2 separate regions of the Mus musculus genome follow, and region 2 is linked to region 1. Evidence: chromatin loops called from intact Hi-C (ENCODE). Cell type or tissue: left cerebral cortex. All regions are shown on one strand. Links, peaks and the distances in the headings refer to the core of each region. The heading gives the core; the rest is flanking DNA.

Evidence for each region. Peaks named below come from ENCODE experiments on the same cell type or tissue, not always from the same donor. Only the 100,000 strongest peaks of a DNase experiment are listed, where the experiment ranks them.
Region 2: a loop joins it to region 1, with 1.9 times the contacts of the local background. A loop is called at or near these places in 9 of 42 quality-filtered maps.

What each region holds. Positions count from the first base shown.
Region 1 is chr2:32,482,636-32,491,488 of GRCm38, reverse strand. No RefSeq gene overlaps it. Among named protein-coding and RNA genes, the nearest start is that of Slc25a25, 36 kb to the right of the region's middle. In left cerebral cortex, for the core only: CTCF peaks have their summits at 2,614 (motif pointing left), 3,840, 4,105 and 8,054; DNase peaks (open chromatin) are centred at 2,617, 3,963, 4,165 and 8,089.
Region 2 is chr2:32,532,807-32,541,659 of GRCm38, reverse strand. It overlaps Fam102a (family with sequence similarity 102, member A), which reads right to left and starts at 6,301. Exons shown (of 11, transcript NM_153560.4): 1 at 5,428-6,301. The coding sequence starts at 5,573. In left cerebral cortex, for the core only: CTCF peaks have their summits at 4,712 and 4,919 (motif pointing right); DNase peaks (open chromatin) are centred at 5,311, 5,878, 6,433, 7,137 and 4 more places; H3K4me3 peaks cover 5,122 bases; H3K27ac peaks cover 4,471 bases.

The sequences.
Region 1 (8,853 bases), core at 261-8,260:
ATGTGTGTGTGTATATATATATGTGTGTGTGCGTATATATGTGTGTGTGTGTGTGTGTGTGTGTGTGTGTGTATCACTGTGTAGCTCTAGCTGTCATGGAACTCACTATGCTGACCAAGCTGGCTTTGAACTCACAGAGATCCTATATGTGGTGTATGTCTATTCACCACATGAGTGCCTGGTGCCTATAGAGGCTGGAAGAAGCTGTCAGATCCCCTGGAACTGGATTCACCAACAGTTGTCACTGCCATTTAGGTGCTGGGAATGTGTGTGTGTGTTATATAATATATTATAATAATTACATTATAATAATATATATTGTTGTCTTAGAATTTTATTGCTGTGAAGAAACACCATGGCCAAAGCAACTCTTATAAAGGCAAACATTTCATTGGGGCTGGCTTACAGGTTCAGAGGTTCAGCCCATTATCATCAAGGTGGGAGCATGGCAGCATCCAGTCAGGCATGGTGCTGGAAGAGCCAAGAATTCTACATCTTGATCAGAAGGCAGCAGAAGGAGACTCTCTTCCACACTGGGTGGAGCTTGAGCATAGGATCTCAAAGCCCACCCCCACAATGATGAACTTCCTCCAACAAGGCCACACCCACTCCAACAAGGCCACTCCTCCTAATAGTGCCACTTCCCATAGGCCAAGCATATTTAAACCACCACAATTATATAATCTATGTATAATTATTTATATACATGTGTATATAAATGTACATATATAAATAATTATATATAATCACATATTATATATTTATATTAGATAAGATCTTGTAGTTCTGGTGGGCTTAGAAGGGCTATGTAGGCCATGCTGACTTTCTCCTGTTTTCATCTCCCAAGAGCCCTTGCTGATGTTCATTCCACAGGGTGTGTCCTAGTGGAACACTATTCAGCAATAAACAAGAACAGACTAGCTGGGCAGGGTGCCACCTCTGCAACTCCAGCACTTCTGAGACTAGGGAAGAGGACAGTCATGGGTTCAAGACCAGCTTAGGTTCCTGAATGAGATTCTGTCTCAGAGATGGCTCAGTGACTAGAAGCACTGGTGGCTCTTCAACAGGCATGTGCCTGACTTTGGCCCTTGAAGAACAAGCAGTTTTTGGTTTTAGATTATTTTATGTGCATGAGTGTTTTGCCTGTGTGATCCTGCACACCTGTAGTGGCTATTCCTGGTTGTCAACTTGACTATATTTGGAATGAACTACAATCCAGAATTGGAAGGCTTACCAGTGACCCTAATCTGGAGGCTGGGAGATAGAAGTGTCTGATCTAGATCTTGGTATGGAGATCTTGAGGCATAGTAGCTATGGATTCCAGAAGATTAAGACAGGGAGATCTCTGAGTTCAAGGTCATCTGGGATTAAAAGTGTGGTGCCACCACACCTTTACTCTAGGCTACACCTTCTGCTGGAGACCATGTAAGGACATTGGAAGAAGGGAGTATCATTCACCTGCTTGCCGTGTGGGACTGAGCAACTGCTAGATCCTTGGACTTCCATTCACAGCTACTACTGAACCATTGTTGGGAGTTGGACTGCAGAGTGTAAGTCATCAATAAATTCCCTTACTATATAAAGACTATAAGTTCTGTGACTCTAGAGAACCCTGATTAATACAATACTACATGCGTGTCTGACTGCCAAAGAGGTCAAAACAGATTCCCTGGAACTGAACCATCTACAGGTGCTTGTGAGCTGACGTGGGGGCTGGAAATCAAACCTGGTCCTCTCCAAGAGCAACAAGTGCTCTTAACCGCTCAAGACCCATTTTGCCAATCTGTCAAACTAAGCTGTTTTGCTGAGCTGAAGCATTAGTTGCATCTTTGAGATCTGAATCTTTCGTCAGAGATAGATTTAACAAGTATTTTTCTGCTGATTTACCTATTCTGTTTAAAGCCATTGATAAATGGCTTTAAACGCCCCCCCCCATTTTATTGGTTTATTTTTTCTATTTCCTCTCCAATAAATCAATGATTTTCATTTTTTACGTTGGTGTGTGTGTGTGTGTGTGTGTGTGTGTGTGTGTGTGTAAGCATTCTACAGGTTGGCTTTCAGGAGTTGGTTCACCATCCATCTTCTTCCACCATGTAGACCCTGGGGCTCAGAGTGTCAGACTTTGTGTCAAGCGCCTTTCCCAGTGAGCCGCCTCCAGCCTCAGCAAGCGCTTCTTCGGGAGAGAACCCTGCCTGCTCTGTGGATCCCCTGTGAGAAGGCAGTGAGCTTTTTTTTCTTGCTCTGACCGCACACCGTGCTTCACTTTGGAAGGTCATTTAATCTTTTGGAGCCTCAGTTTCCCCTTCGAGGGGGTAAGGAGAACATTACCACCCAGGGGAGGGAGGGGTGAGTGGCAAGATCGGACAGGAACATGGTCGTCAGGGGCGCAGATGCTTCCTGGGCTGAGCAGGTCTAGAACCTTTGGAGTCTCTAAGCACTCTGAGCACTGTAGGGGAAACTGAGGCCTAGAATCTGGTCTAGGATGGGTGGGGACCCTGACTTCTTTTCCTGAGCTCTCTTTGCACCTAGGACAGCCCCCTGGGCTAGCCACCAGAGCTCTCCCTCCAGCTGGAGCTGAGCTTGAGGCTTGGTACGGTTTCTCTACCGCCACCTACAGGACAGAGAGGTTCACAGCCGACAGTTTCTGCTAGTCCCGGTCCTGGCAAATTAGTCACAATGCCTCCTGCAGGCCCAGGCTGGAGCCAGACTGGGTTACTTGAAAAATGTATCATTCATTTCATTGCCTAAAAAAAGAAAAATGCCTCCTGTTAAAATATAACAGCACTGTCGGGCATGGTGGAACACTCCTTTAAACTCAGCACTCGGGGCAGGTGGCAGAAGGGGTGGGGGTGTTAAAAGGCAGGTAGAGCTCTGAGTTCAAGGCCAGCTTGGTCAATAAAGTGAGTTCCAGGACAACCAGGCCACAGAGAAACCCCGTTTCAAAAAATCCAAACCAACCAACCACCACCACCAGCAAATATATGCATATAATATATATACATTATATATACACACAATATATATATATTATATGCAGGTAAATATAACATACATGTAGTGTACACACATATATCTCAGCTCCTTTCCTTATCATTTGGACATTTATTTTGAGCTAGGCTTGGTGAGCACATACCTGTAACTCAGCACCTGGGAGATATAGGCAGAATGATCAGGAGTTCAAGGCCAGGTTCAGCAGACTGGGCTACGTGGAACACCGTGAAGGGTGGGGTCTAAGAGATGGCCTGTGCTGCCCTTGCTGAGGACCTGGGTTCAGTTCCCAGACTGCTCAGGGGTGAAGGACTTACATTCAAGCCTGGGAAACTGAACCTGATCCCAGGAAGTCACTGGTGCAAGGAGGTGACTTCCACACACGTGCAGTGTGACACATGTGTGGTGGCACACACTCTGTGCCATCACGCAGACATACACAGTGAATAGTAAATCTAAAAGACACACACACACACATATATATAAATTTCCAAAGACTTTTAAATTTTTATTTATTTATTTATTTATTTATTTATTTATTTGTGGTTTTTTTCGAGACAGGGTTTCTCTGTGTAGCCCTGGCTGTCCTGGAACTCACTCTGTAGACCAGGCTGGCCTTGAACTCAGAAATCCGCCTGCTTCTGCCTCCCGAGTGCTGGGATTAAAGGCGTGCGCCATGCCGGGCGACTTTTGTTTATTTTTGTTGTTATTTACTTATGAGGCAGGGACTCACTATGTAGCCCTGGCTGTCTTGGAACTTTACTAAGTAGATCAGGCTGACTTTGAACTCATAGAGATCTGGGATCTGCCTGCTTCTGCATCCCAATTGCAGGGATTAAAGGCTTGTGCCACTATACCCAGCAATGTTTATTTTCTTTTTATGTCTTTTGGTGTTTTGAGTGCATGTATGAAAGTACCCCAAGATCACGCAGTACTTAAGAAGGCCAGAAGAGGGCGCCAGATGCTTTAGGAAGCGGAACTTACAACAGTCTTTAGCTGTCATGAGAATGCTGGAATCATGATTGTACATACATGATTATGTATCATGCAAGAGCAGCCAGTGCTCTCAACCACCAAGAAATCTCTTCAGCTCCACACATTTTTTTTTAAAGATTTATTATGTTTTAAGTTCCTGTGTGTGGGTGTTTGGGCCAGCCTGTCTGTGCATCATCTACATGCAGTACCCTCAGAGGCCAGAAGAGGGCGGAGGCTCATCAGGAACTGGATGGAGTTCCAGGTAGTTGTGAGCCACTGCACGTGGGTGCTAGGAAATGAACCAGTCCTCTGCAAGAACAAAAGAGTTCTTAATCACTGGGCTATCTCTCCAGCCGCAATACAGTCCTCTGTATGGGCAGGTGACCCTGTACATGAACACACATATGAGTACAGGGGTCTGTGGAGGCTGGAGGTTATTAGCAGGTGTCCTCCTCAACCTCTGCCTACCTTATTTTTTTGAGAGGGTTTCCTTCTGAATCTAGAGCTTGTCAAATCAGCTAGACTGGCAGGCACTTAGCGCAGGAATCCTAGCCAGTGGTAGGATTATGGGCACATGAACCACCTGGGAATAGAGCTTGGGTCCTCATGCTTGCGCAGTAAACACTTTGCCAGCTGAGCCGCATCTCCATCCCCTCCGACTCTCCTCAGAAAGCAGCAATACTGCAGCGAGAGCCCAGTACTTAGCTCATCTAGCCGGGGTCATTTCACCAGAGTCCCAGTTCTAAATCCCATCAACACATGGTTGGGTAGGTGGGTGACATGCTGTCATCACCGGGGTGTCCCTAGATAAGACTGCAATGCCTACTGGTCAGTAAAGGATGCAGAGATGTCAGTAAATCACTCTGGACAGGGCTTCAGGGAACAGCATCTGCTGTATTACACACCAGCAAGCACTCATATCGCGGAAGCTATCGTCTGTGACTGGTTAGCACATTACCTCAGACTGGACAGTGAGCGCCCATACCACCAGGATCTCGGTGCGAGAGAAGCACATAAAAAGAGATGTGGAGAGGGCAGCCTCAGCAGGCCAGCTCCCAACTGTCAGGCTACTTCAGAATCCTCTGTTCTGACTTCTGGGCATACTCATGAGCATGGTACACCGTGCTTCTTATTTAGAAGTGCCATGTGCCGGGCAGGCTGGCTGCCAGGTCAGGCCCACACTTTCTCCTACAGATAAGTCTCCGGTGCTAGTACTTACCCAGACAACTACTTTGATAACACAGGAGCTGTGAGGAGCCAACTGGGGAGAGAGACAATGTGAGAGGCAGAGGCCAGAAAAGAAAGCATCCTGCGGCTGGAGGTAGAAAGTTAGGGCTTCATGCCGTGACAAGCGGCCAGTGTGGCTGGCATGGGATGGATGAGAAGACAGGAGCTAGAGATGGATGCTAGAATGGGGTTGATCTGTTGGAATCAGCCTCCAAAATACAGTGAAGGAGGGGCACTGCTGAGTTTCAGACTGAGAAAAACATTGCAATATAAGAATTAGCTCAGGGGCTGGAGAGAGGGCTCAGCGGTTAAGAGCGCCGACTAATCTTCCATAGGTCATGAGTTCAAATCCCAGCAGCCACATGATGACTCACAACCATCCGTAATGAGCCATCTGAAACCCTCTTCTGGTGTGTCTGAAGACAGCTACAGTGTACTCACATATAATAATAAATAAATCTTTGGGCAGGAGTGAGTGGAGACAGAGCAACTACATGATGTCTCACAACCATCTGTCTGTCACAACTGTCTGTCCAGCTACAGTGTACTCCCATACAGAAAATAAATCAATTAGTTCATGCTCCTGTAATCCTAGCACTCAGAAGATCAAGGCAAGAAGATCAGGAGCTCCAGGCTAGTCTGGGCTACACAGTGAAGCCTTGTTTCACTCAATCCACCAATAAGACTTCAAGGCACAGAAAGTAGTCTGGTAGACATGGGATTCAGGTCTGCTTGGCTCCTACCTCTGAGCTCTCGGCCCCTCTGGCTGAGAAGCAGAGTGAACCAATCTACTTTCAAATCTGATCACCTCAGGAAGTGGGGACCTAAGAAGGGGGAAGGAGCTTCCCCTAAGCGGTACAGGGGGTCAGGGTCTATTTCAGAGATGAGGTCTCCAGGGTCCCAGGCTCCACACCCACACTCAGCTCCGGCAGCCAGGCCAGGCCAGGCCCCTGCTCCAGTTCTGAGGCCCAGAGAAACCATTTGGTGTTTGGAGAACAAAGGGCTGCTCCCTGCGTTCCAGGAAGCGGTGTCAGCTGGGGCCAGGTTCTTGGTCTGTACTGGTGGTGGCTGGTTTCAGCCACCTAGGTCTCTCCTACCCCATGCAGGCTCCAAGTGGACCTGGACTCCTCCGGAGGCATCGGGTGACACCTGCCCTACCCTAAGCTCTGTCCACCCTGCTGAGCACAGGGTGAAATCTAGGACTGTGACTCTTCAGTCCTGTTGCATTTTCCACCAGAGCTTGTGCTCAGAGACCAAAGGGCTCGGGGACACAGAGTCCAGGGGATGGTTCTCGAATCCATGGCCAGCCAGCCAAGCAGGCCTGCAGCCCCTCCCCTCAGCCCAACCCCAAGACCAAAGATCTTAGGGCAGACAGTTCACTGCTCTGGCTTGCTTATTCTAGAATGAAGCTGCTGAGTCAAAAGAACTTGCATTCATTCATTCATTCGTTCGCTCGTTCATTCATTCATCTATTTGTTTGTTTGTTTGTTTATTGGCAAGCTTTCACTACATAGACCAGGCTGGTTTCGAACTCACAGAACTTGTCCTGCATCTGCCTATGGACTTCTGAGAGTAAAGATGTGGACCACGGTGGCCAGTACATTTATTTATTTCTAATTCTCCCTGTGTATATCTGGCTGGCGGTAGATCTCAGAAATCACTATGTAAACCAGGATAGCCTTGTTCTTGCTGTGATCTGCCTGCCCCTGTCTTAGGAGTGCTAGAACTACAGGAATGCATTACCATGCCTGGTTAATTTTGTTTAAAAAAAAAATTAAAAATCCTTTGTGTTTGTGTACACATGCAGAGGTGTGGGCATCGGTGTGTCAAGGCTTGTGGAGGTCAGATCACAGCTGTAGGAGGGCATTTCTCACCTGCTGGCCTATTTGAGACTGTGTGTTCACTGTGGCATGTGACAGGCTATGTGGCCCCTGGGATTCTCTGGCTTCTGTGACTTTCTCACCTATGGGATGCTGGAATTCCGGATGCTGAGAACCACCTTGTCTGGCTTTACATGGGATCTCATCTCTGGTCCACACACTTGGATGTGAGAGGAGTTGCTTAGGGATAAGGATGGGGGATTGCTGGGAGTGGGCAAGGCTACAGAAGAGCACCAAGAACTTGGGGGTCATGGAGGTTTGCATGATCGATCATTCCCATCACCAGGTGTACACTCCATCATCAAATTACTACACATATGGACTTTATTGTATGTCAGTGATACTTCAACAAAACTAGAAAAATAAATTAAATAAATACAGATAACTAGGCCCCACCAGGCCTTTCTAATGACCCCAGCTTCTATACAAGGTCCTGGGCAATTCAAAAGGCTTCCAAGGAGTCACTTTTCAGCTTGTTAGCTACAATCAGACATTTAAAACAATAATTAATAAGCGGGTGGAGCCGGGTGTGGTGGCACATGCCTTTGATCCCAGCACTTGGGAGGCAGAGGCAGGCAGATTTCTGAGTTTGAAGCCAGCCTGGTCTACAGAGTGAGTTCCAGGACGGCCAGGGCTACAGAGAAACACTGTCTCGAAAAACCACAAAAAAAAAAAAAAAAAAAAAAAAAAGGCGGGTGGAGAGATGGCTCAGTGGTTAAGGCTATTTGCTGCTCGTCCCAAGGACTTGGGTTTGGTTTCCAGCACTTGTATCAGGTACTTCACTACACCTGCAACTCTGGCTCCAGGGGATCCTAAGAGCTCCTCTGATGTCCACAGCACACAGTTGGCAGACACACAAATATACACACAAATAAAATTTTAGATTAAATAAAAACAAACACTTTAATAAATAAGGCTTCCTAGGTATTTTGGTGCCTCCCCAAATTAGTTCGAGGCCAGCCTGGTCCACAGAGGGAGCTAGTGAGTTCCAGGACAGCCACAGCTACACAGAGAAACCCTGTTTTGAAAAACCAAAAACCTCACTGGCCTCTGAAGGTACTGCACCTTTTGTGCGTGCACGCAAGTGTGCACCCCTCCCAACAATTAAAAAAAAATAAGTCCTTCTTAAAAATATTTTGTTATACAAGGAGAGGTTTAAGTAGGGGGTGGCCTGGCCTGCTGCCGATAGAGGGTGTTACCATTTTACAGGTGAGGAAACAGGCCTCGAAGTGAGCTGCACCTTAGGGAGGGAGGGCGGGCTAGTTGGTGGTTATCGTAAATGTGTCTGCATCTGGAATTACCTAGAAGTGTGTCCAGAGAGGTTTAACTGTGAGGCCTGGTATCCTCTTACACACTGGGGCACTGAAATGAAGAAAGGAGAGGAAGCTGTTCACAGCAGCACAGCCTTGCCCTCTGCCTCCTGCTCTGTGAGCTGAGAAGTTGGAAGCTGAGAGAGTGCTTCCCTCTCACACCCGGCCTTGCCCTCCAGGACAGACTCTCAAAGTGTAAGCCAAAACAAGCCTTCCTCTCCTAAGCAGCTTCTTGTCAGATATGCTGTGGTCACAGCAACAAGATAAGTAACTCTTGTTCCAAGTAAGAGAACTGATGTCTGAGTTTCCACAAAACCAAAAGGAGTGGTCAGAAAAACATGACCATTCCCAAAGGAGCACTGGGGATCCAAGGCCCAGCCTGGGGTGTTCAGGAAGCCAGGGCTGCCTAGTGAACTACCCCAGCATGGCTAATCCCTGGACCTTCCCTTGTTACTGGGCTGTTCAGCATCCTT
Region 2 (8,853 bases), core at 500-8,499, 50 kb before region 1:
TTCCAGCCAAGAAGTTCCACACAACCAGGACTTCCATGCAAAGAGCAGGCCTGAGGGGCTTGTTTCCATACAACCAGATCACCTCAGGTCAGGGCTACTGCCAAGTTACCAGGCAGGAGAAGGCACAGCCAAGGTGGCATACGCCAATGGTGTAGCCAATTGGCAGCAAAGGCCAGGTTCAAGCAGTAGTCACTAAGGCATGAAACAGGTTGGGAAGCTCCTTACCAAGGCCACAGCCATATGATCTGACTTCAGAGAGAGCCAGGTATGCTGGCACCATGGCCCGGCTGATCTCTAAGGCCCACTCCTCCCCATCTCCTGACAATGGGGTTTCTTACCATAGGTTCCCTGGCCACTGTGCCCGCACAGGAAAGACCGATCACAGGGGCCTCAGGAAGCAAACTGACAGTAAGAGACACTCAGAACATGCCAAGGATTTAAGAGTTTGCCATAGGAGAAGGAAGAGCCCTCAAAACACAGGTGAGGAGGCCATTTCAAAGTCCCTTATGTTGACTGCTGCCTCACAGCACCGCTGTCTGATTTTCCACTTTTACATGAGCCCTGGTTTCCAGGACACCGTTGAAACTATGCCCCCTTTGAATGCCTATCTCCTAGCACCTTCAAAGTATGGTGCCGTGTCTAGGATAGGGAACCCTCCTGCCCACTTTGCCCGGTATCTTCTCCATTCTGTTCCTTCTTTTCTATGTGCCACTTCTCTGCCAGGCTAGGTCAGCACTGCCTGTTGTCTCTTACCAGCACCCAAGAGCCATCATCTTAACAGGTAAATGATGCCACATTGTTCCCCTGCTCCCTGGGCCCTCATAGGATCCCTAAGACTGAAAGCAGTTCCAGTCCCGCAACCTTCCATTTTTGTTTTCTCTAGTCCCACAACTCTTTTCACACCCCATCCCACCTCGCATAGGCAGACATGCCTTCAAGCCAGGAGCTTCCTTCTCTACAGGTTCTTCCCCATCTTCAGCTCAATCCCTCTCAGCTTCTAAGACTCCCATAAACTGTTCCTTCCTGAGGTAACAGTAAGCTTAGGGCAAGGGGTGAAAAGAATTTGAAGCTAGAGAAAAGAAAGATGGACAGATGTCTGAACAAAACCATTTCACCGGTTGGCATGCCAGGGTCCACCAGGATCCACAAGAACCTGCCCCAGATTAGCTTGGCCTACCAAGCATATTGTCACAACCTAACTAGGAACTCCAAGAAACAAGACTGCCAGTGGAAAGGGAGTCTCAGTCAAGGAGAAAGAAAAAACCCATGGTTATTCACTCTCTACCTTTCCAATTTGTTCAACCAACAGCGACCCAGTTCTGACCAGGACAATAAAGGCCTTATCCAATTGTGGGGTCCTCTTGTACTTAACACTGTACCCCCTTAGGAATCTCCATTCTGCTTTCTCAGAGCCCCATACCAAGCTATCCCAGAGCATGCCCTGCATGGCTGCAAACCCAGAGACATTCTACAGGTTTTTTTTTTTTTTAAATAGAGGGAGAGGGAGGAGGAGGAGGAGGGGGAGGGGGAGAGGGAGAGAACCCTGGCCAAAAAATGTGGCTTGGGTAGGAAACAATCAAGTCGGTCTGCCTGCCCCAGGACCAGGGTCTGGGCTTGAGCACAAGACCTCTAGATGCAGAGCTAACTCAAGATCCCAAAAGCTCCTTTGAGTACTCATGTATGACGGGCACATGGCTGCGTCACAGAAAGTGTGATAGCGGCCAGGCTCTATTTACAAAAATAAAACCCCACGGAGGACTCAAAGCTGGCCAAGAAGAAAGGACAAGGGTTGAGGGAAGGCCCACTCCAAGTCACAGCTTCTCAGACAACCTAGCACTCAAGTACAAAGCCGGAGGTGGCCTTGAAAGAGATCTTTCTTCTCCTCCTGGCCCCACCCACTTTCCTGGTGCAAAGAGGAGGATTGAAGCCCCGGGGACAGAGGTAAGGGCTAGACTACAGTCTGGCCAACTGTGTCACATATTCCTCCCATGAAGTAACTCTGGCAGGACACTTCTGCCCCAGACTGGTTTCCCCATCCACAGGCTAAGGAAGCAGTATCCTCTCCTCTCTCTTCTCCTTCCTGCGAGGTAAGCCCGTGTTTCCTTGCACGCCTCTCCCATGCGTGTGGCAAGCCAATGCCAGGGAGGAACATTCTCCTGCTCTGACGGCCACGTGTACACATTCGCCTCTGCCAGAATCGCCACACTGGATGGGACCTCTGTATCCTCCTGGACACTTGCTAACCCTGAAAACCCTCCCAGGTACCACTTGGATTATCTTCCTGGGAGGCCCCAGGCAAGAACACATAGCAAATGCCCACTATGTGGAGGGATTGCCTATGCGTGACCACAAATACATTGATTCCTTTAGTCCAGAGACTCTATATTTACCTTGGGCTTCACAAAACCAAGTTCAGTGCCTCAAAACCGTCCAGCACCAGACTCTGCTGTACCACCCAAGCCACTGAAAGAAGCCTTTGTCGAGTCTGGAATGTCCCATGGATCTGTAGTTGCTTCTGACACATACCACCAAGACAGGGCTTTGCACTAGACCTGCTGCAATCAAGTTCTATCTTTGCTACTCTCTGGCTCGGTAACATGGGTCCAGTCACTTCATCTTCCTTTCTCAGTGTCCTCACCCACAAATAGGGTTAGATGGTCAGGTATTTGGGTAGTCCCTGGCATCGGCAAGCATACAATCAAAGAAACCCACTATGAGAAAGGAATTTTCCCCCTGTGCCATTTACTACCTGGTAACCTCTAGTGTGTGGTTTTACCACTTTGGTCTCAGTGCCTCTCCAGATGGCTGGGAGGATTAGTGGGGATACCCTGCTCAAAACACTCAGTGCTATGCCTAGCACAATCTGGGCACGAGGACTCTGGTTGCCGTGGGAACTGCTGCTCCTAAGGCAGTGTTGGAAGATAAGGGTAAGAAACAGCCCCAGGAATCACCTGTCGCACCTGTTCCAACTGGGTCAGACAGAGCTGAATACCAGCCGTTGCCATGGCACTCAACACACTGGAAAACACCAGCTAGGAAACAGGGTGTTGCAAGGGTGGGGCCTAGGGCTGTAGTCAGTCTGACACCACCCATGCTGCCAACAGTCCAAAAAGCCATCCTAGGGTTGGAAAGATGTGCTAAGCAGGTCCAGTCACCTCAGTCAACTTATAAACAACAGGATCAAGGTAGTAGAGAGGTGGCTGAGGCTCCTGGGGTACAAAATAAATATGGGAGGGGTATGGGCAGAGGGAAAGGCAACATAGGAACGCTCATCTCCTTGGTAAAAGCCCACAGAAGCCAAAGCCACTTTAAAGCGGTGTGGGTTCCGACATCACGGCTCTCTGCCGCCACACTTGCTCAGCAGTACCCAAGTGTCCAGGATCTAAGCACTGAGATTTGGGCCTCAATGGCAGTCCCTTCCTCTTTAGTACCCCACCCACCCAGATGAGGCTTTATTCCAGATGGGAACCTGGGCTTGGCTGGGTTCAGAGAATCCGTGGCCTCTTGCCAGGCGGAAGAAGGGAAAACAGAGGTGAAATCCAGAGCATGTGTGCTAAGTAAGTCCTGGAACTTTCCAGACTTTCCAGGATGTGGGGACATGTTGAGGCAGGAGAAAAGCTGACAGGTAGGGTCACAGTGGCTGGCTAAGGGTCTAAGTAGACATGTGAAACTTTAGCCTGGGCTTGGTACAAATTCCTTGGTACTGTGCTCAATCCCAGATCACTTAAGGACCTCTGCTGATTAAGGGGTGTCCCCCCCATCCTGTAGCCTGGGGTTGGGGAAGGCTGGGGCCGGGACCCCTTACAATACAGTAATCTTAACTACTGTAGCCACTCCCCTGGTCATGCATGGTACACTCTCCATTCCCCTCACAACTGAAAGGTGAACATTACTTCCCCATTTTACAGTAAGAGGAAACTGAGGGTCAGAGGCACAGTGTAACAGCTAAAGTCACTCTCTCTGAGCCTCTGTTTTCACCTCTGTAAGAATGATTCCCCCTCCTCTACTCCTGCTCCGTGGGTGGTGTTGAGAGGTGCTAGTGAGACCGTGAGCAGAGCACCAGTAATTGCCAGCACGTGAGATCAGGGAGACTGGGTATTTCTCAGTGGCTGACCCCAGGTCCAATCACTGAGCACAACCCTCTGACACTGCGCCATGGCCGGACCAGCCGGTCGTTAGGAAGGGTAACTGCAGGGATTACAGACTTCACAGGCAGAGGATTGCAGCCACCCCCACCACAAAGGGCAGCCCTTGTCCAAATTCCTCAGATAAGCGGCCCTGAGCAGAACAGGAGGCCCAGTGCACAGAACAGGCACCTCTATCCACAGATTCCAAAATCTGAATCAGACCACATAGCTTCTCTCCTTCCAACAGAATTCACCCAACAGGTCTTCCAACTGGCCAAATCTGGTTGACAAATGCCTCCGGCAAAGTCTCTGGCAACCAATTTACTTCCTCTTTCTGGGGCTCATTATCCCAATCCGTCTAACACACCTCTGAGCGCTCTGAATAGTGGGGCAGGTCCAGCTAACTAGGCCCACAAGACCTAAGAAGCAAGGGACAGGCTAGGAGGGGGAAGCATCTCGGGAGCTGGGCCAGGGGCCTATCTACTGCAACTTCCCTTTACAAAGCTGATGGAGAAACCTGTATTAGGTCCAGTGTGCCGAAGAGGGAACAGGAACCCAGAAAGAGCCTGAACTTGACTTCCTTTCCCCATTAGCTGGACTCTACGGACCTCTGCAGGCAGGTCAGGACTGTGTGACCGCCATGAGCTCAACCTGCAAAAGGTGGACTGGGACCTCATTCAGCAATAAACTGGGAAGCTGGACCTACTAGGACGATGACGGACACAAAATCAAACCCGATGGCTTTTTTCACAGGGGAAGGCAGTCTCCTGGCAAGGACATTTGCATTGCAAAGCAGTCCAGCTTTAGCCAGTGGAGGGCAGTCACTCAAGAGGGGGCTGGGCAACCCAAAATCCAGCCACCTCCCGCAATCAAATCCAGGGAGTGCCTGGAACTGGGCTTTCCCAGCCAAGGGGAGAGAGCCAGAGAGCCCTGGCTGGCCCAATCTCTCAATCGTATGACAGCCACAGGAGCCAGCTTGGTGGCAAGGTGGCCTGAGACACCCTTACTTAATCCCTTAAAGTGAAAATCTCAGTCAGCTCTCTCCATACAAATCTGTAAAACGGGTGACTTGAAGAGTGCACGCAGGGCCCTAAAAGGTTTCTGGCTGGTCACCTGCAGACAAATGCCAGGCGCTCTGCCAGCTCACTCAGACCTAAGTCCTGCTTAGAGCAAATCTTTCCCCAGGCGGGCCCCTTGCCCATCCGTCCCTAGCTGAGTCTTCCACATTTGCCAAGTGGCTAGATCTCACTCATCAGCACTCCCCACCCTCCCCTGCAAACGCGAAAACCTCAATGCCTACCTGGACGACAAGCTGACAAAATCCCCGCCATCCAGCAGCCGGACCTTGCAAAAGAGGACCCCGTTCACGAAGGGGACCGCAGTCAGCTCCTCCAAGGTGAAAGTGGTTTGAAATTTAAATTTCTTCTTCTTCATCAAAAAAGCCATGAGCAAGTTCCCTGAGTCTGAAGCCCGCAGGGCCAAAAAGAAAAAGAAAAGAAAAAAGAAAAAAAGAAGGGGATACTAGAAAACCCCAGGATTCCTTTCCCGACACCACACCCCCCTCCTCAAAAACACCAGAGCTGGATCCAGTCCAGATGGCGGCGGAGGCTGCGGGCAGGAGAGGATCTGAGTTCGGAGCCCCAGGTCCAGTGAGCCGGCTGCTCTCACCCTCGGGGAACCCGGGCTCCACTGACATGTAAACAGCGAGGTGCGGCCCCGGCAGCGGGGGCTGGCGTGGAGGGCGGCTCGCAAGCGAGCAGCAGCATCCCGATCCGCGGGGCCCGGCGGACCGGTGAGACTGACGGAGACGGCCGGGCGAACCGCTGGAGACCCGGGCGGCGGCCCCGCCTCCGCCCCGCTGGCTGCCGTGGGAGGTGCCCAGGCGACGCACACGCCTCCGCACCTGGCGCACCGCGGCCTGCGCAGGTGAGGCCCCGGGAAGCGGAAGCCACCTCGGCGACCGACCCGGCTCTGCAGGGACCGCTTCGGGAGGCTCTGCCGGGCCGGGAACGTGTGCCGGTCCGCCTCCCGCTCAGTCCTGGGACCTACGCCGCTCCTGCCCTGCCCGAGTCTCAGGCGCCTTCCGACCCGGCCGGATGGCTTCTGCCTCGGTTAGCACCGCTGGAGCACAGCGGCGCCGTCGCCCGCACCTCCGGACGCAGCCGGCTGAGCCCGACGCAGCTCGGCGCTGCTCGGAGAATGCCGAAGCCCCGGCGCGACCGCCCGCGGAGCCGCGGCCGAGAGCAGCAGGGGCGGGGCGCGCGAGGCTCACAGCCAACCTGCGATTGGACAGGCCGACTGTACGAACACGAATTTCTATTGGCTGGCGGTGGCGTGGGGCGGGGCTCGCGGAGGCAGGGCCAGTTGAGGGCGCTCGGATTGGAGCGCTCGCGGGGCTGGACCCGCCTCCTTGAGAAGCGCGGTGGGGGGGGGTGCGGAGAGGCGGTGGGAGGTCGCGGGGTGTGGGGGCCGGCACTGGAAAGAACGGGAGGAGAGCGCGAGCCCAAGAAAAGGAGAAACAATGACTAGGGGAAACAATCTGGAAACTAGGGCTAGAACGGCCTGCCCGGATCCCGCCAAGACCTGAGCTCAGTGAGCAATGAAGCAGGCTGAGGAGGTAGCACCCCTGTTCTCAGGAAAACAATCGCAGAGGTGTCTCAAGACCTATGCAGGTCTTGCTCGCCTCTAAAAATGACAAGCATCTGTCCTGGCTTTGCCGCTCTTGAAGATCCATTGGAGCCCGGCAACCTTGTGACTCGGCCTGCCTGGTTCCAGGCTGTTATCTAAGGCTTTTGTTTAAAGTTTCCCGATAGTTATGGCAAAGGACACCTTGGGGACCTCGTACTCTCCAAACTATCGGCATTTTATGATTCTTTTTATCCAGGCCGCCAGTGTTTAGGAACTCTGTCCTGAGTCAGGCAGGCACCCAGTGGAAAGACTGGATCTGAGAGTCTGCTGAAGAACTCAAGTAGGGAGGTCAGAGGAGGCGTGTGCTTTCGGATTGGAACGGAAGTTCAAAGGATTCTGACACAAAGCCGGCCAAGCATCGGGGTACAGGCAGTGGCAGTCACTAGAGGCCTGCTGGCCCGGCAGCATGGTACTCAAAAAGTTTGTGGAGTATCCCTGGATGAATTCTAATTTGAGAGAACAGCAGATCAGGCTAGAATCTGGCCCAGTCTTGTAGACCAGAGCAAAGAAGGAGGCATCTCCTGGTTTTTTGAGCTAGATAGTGACTTGATTGTTCTGGCATCAGATAACTTGGAGGAAAGAAAATGGGGAAATGGGTGAGTGAAAGGCCGTTTTTGATCCGGGCAGGAGATAAGTTAAGGTCTGCTGGACTTCCCTGTGGAAAATTAAAGAGAGTTGGGCTGATTGGCATTTGAGATGTAAATTCTCTGCCGGACATCATGTTTGATACCATGCATGATATCATGTTTGGACATGTGCATGAAGACTTCCTGAGCTTACATTTCAGAAGCATGGGTGGCAATCTCTGCTCCTCATAATTGTCCCATAATGTGGAAAACGCAGTCAGATTGGAGATGAAACGAACCAATCCATCCAGACCTCCCTGATGTAGCTAGGCATCTCCTTTTGAAGGTGAGGAAGTAGAGGCCTGAAGGCTTTGTCTTTTAAAAAATAAATTACGTTTGTTGATATGATTGGGCACATGGCACACAGTGCAGTGAAGGGCAGAGAATAACTTAAGTTCTTCCCTTCTACCACGTGGGTCCTAGGGATTAAATTCAGGTCATCTGACTTGGCAGCAAGCATTTTTACCTACTGAGTCTTCTTGCCAGCTCCGACTGTGTTTAGTTTTTGTCTTTAGCCCAGGCTGGCCTCAAACTGCGTGTGGCTGGGGATGGTCCTTCTGCCTTTACTAAACCTTAGGATTACGGCTTAGGCTTCCACACCAGGCTTGGCCTGAAGGGTTTAAATTCTTTGGCTGGACTCTCAACCTTTCCCCTTAAGGCCTGTTCCCTAAGGGAAGAGCCTGTGGCCCCTGATGAGATATCTAAGAAGTCAGCCAAGAGTGTCTGGAGGCCTAACTGGATCCTCAGTTTCAACTGTGTAACCTCAGGCCTCTCCAACAATTTGCCGCCAGGCCTGGTTCCATTTGGTTCTGTGTAGCCTAAAGGCTAGGAACACCCTGCCACCCCCGGAAGTGTCCCTTCTCACTTCCCAGGCAGTGCAAAAAGCATGTTAACAGGACAGGAAGCAAGAGACAGTTTGGTGTGAGACCAGAATACTGGCTGTTCTGAGGCCAGCCTGGTCTACAGAGTGAGTTCCTGGACAGGCAGGGCTACACAGAGAAACCCTGTCCCAAAGAACCAACATGGGGCCTCAGTTTGTAACCCTGAGGTGCAGGATCTACGGATGGCAGGTATTACGTATAGTATAGTATAGTATAGTATAGTATAGCATAGTGAGGACTAGTGCTTTGGGGTCGACAGTACTATGCTCAAAAGCTAGCCAATATGCTATTGGCTGTTTGTGGCAAACAAGCTTGGGTGCAAGCTTTGCTTGCACGGGAAAGAATGTTGGAAAGCTTATTCCAAGAGAAGATAGCGTTGACTGCCCCTCCTCAATATTCCAGTAAAAGAGACAAGAGTGAAAGGAGGTTTATTCGATGTGGTCATACTGGGGAAAGGAACAATGACCTCCCAAAGTCACCAGGCTACTGTGTGAGACTGAGTAACTGCTAGATCCTTGGACTTCCATTCAC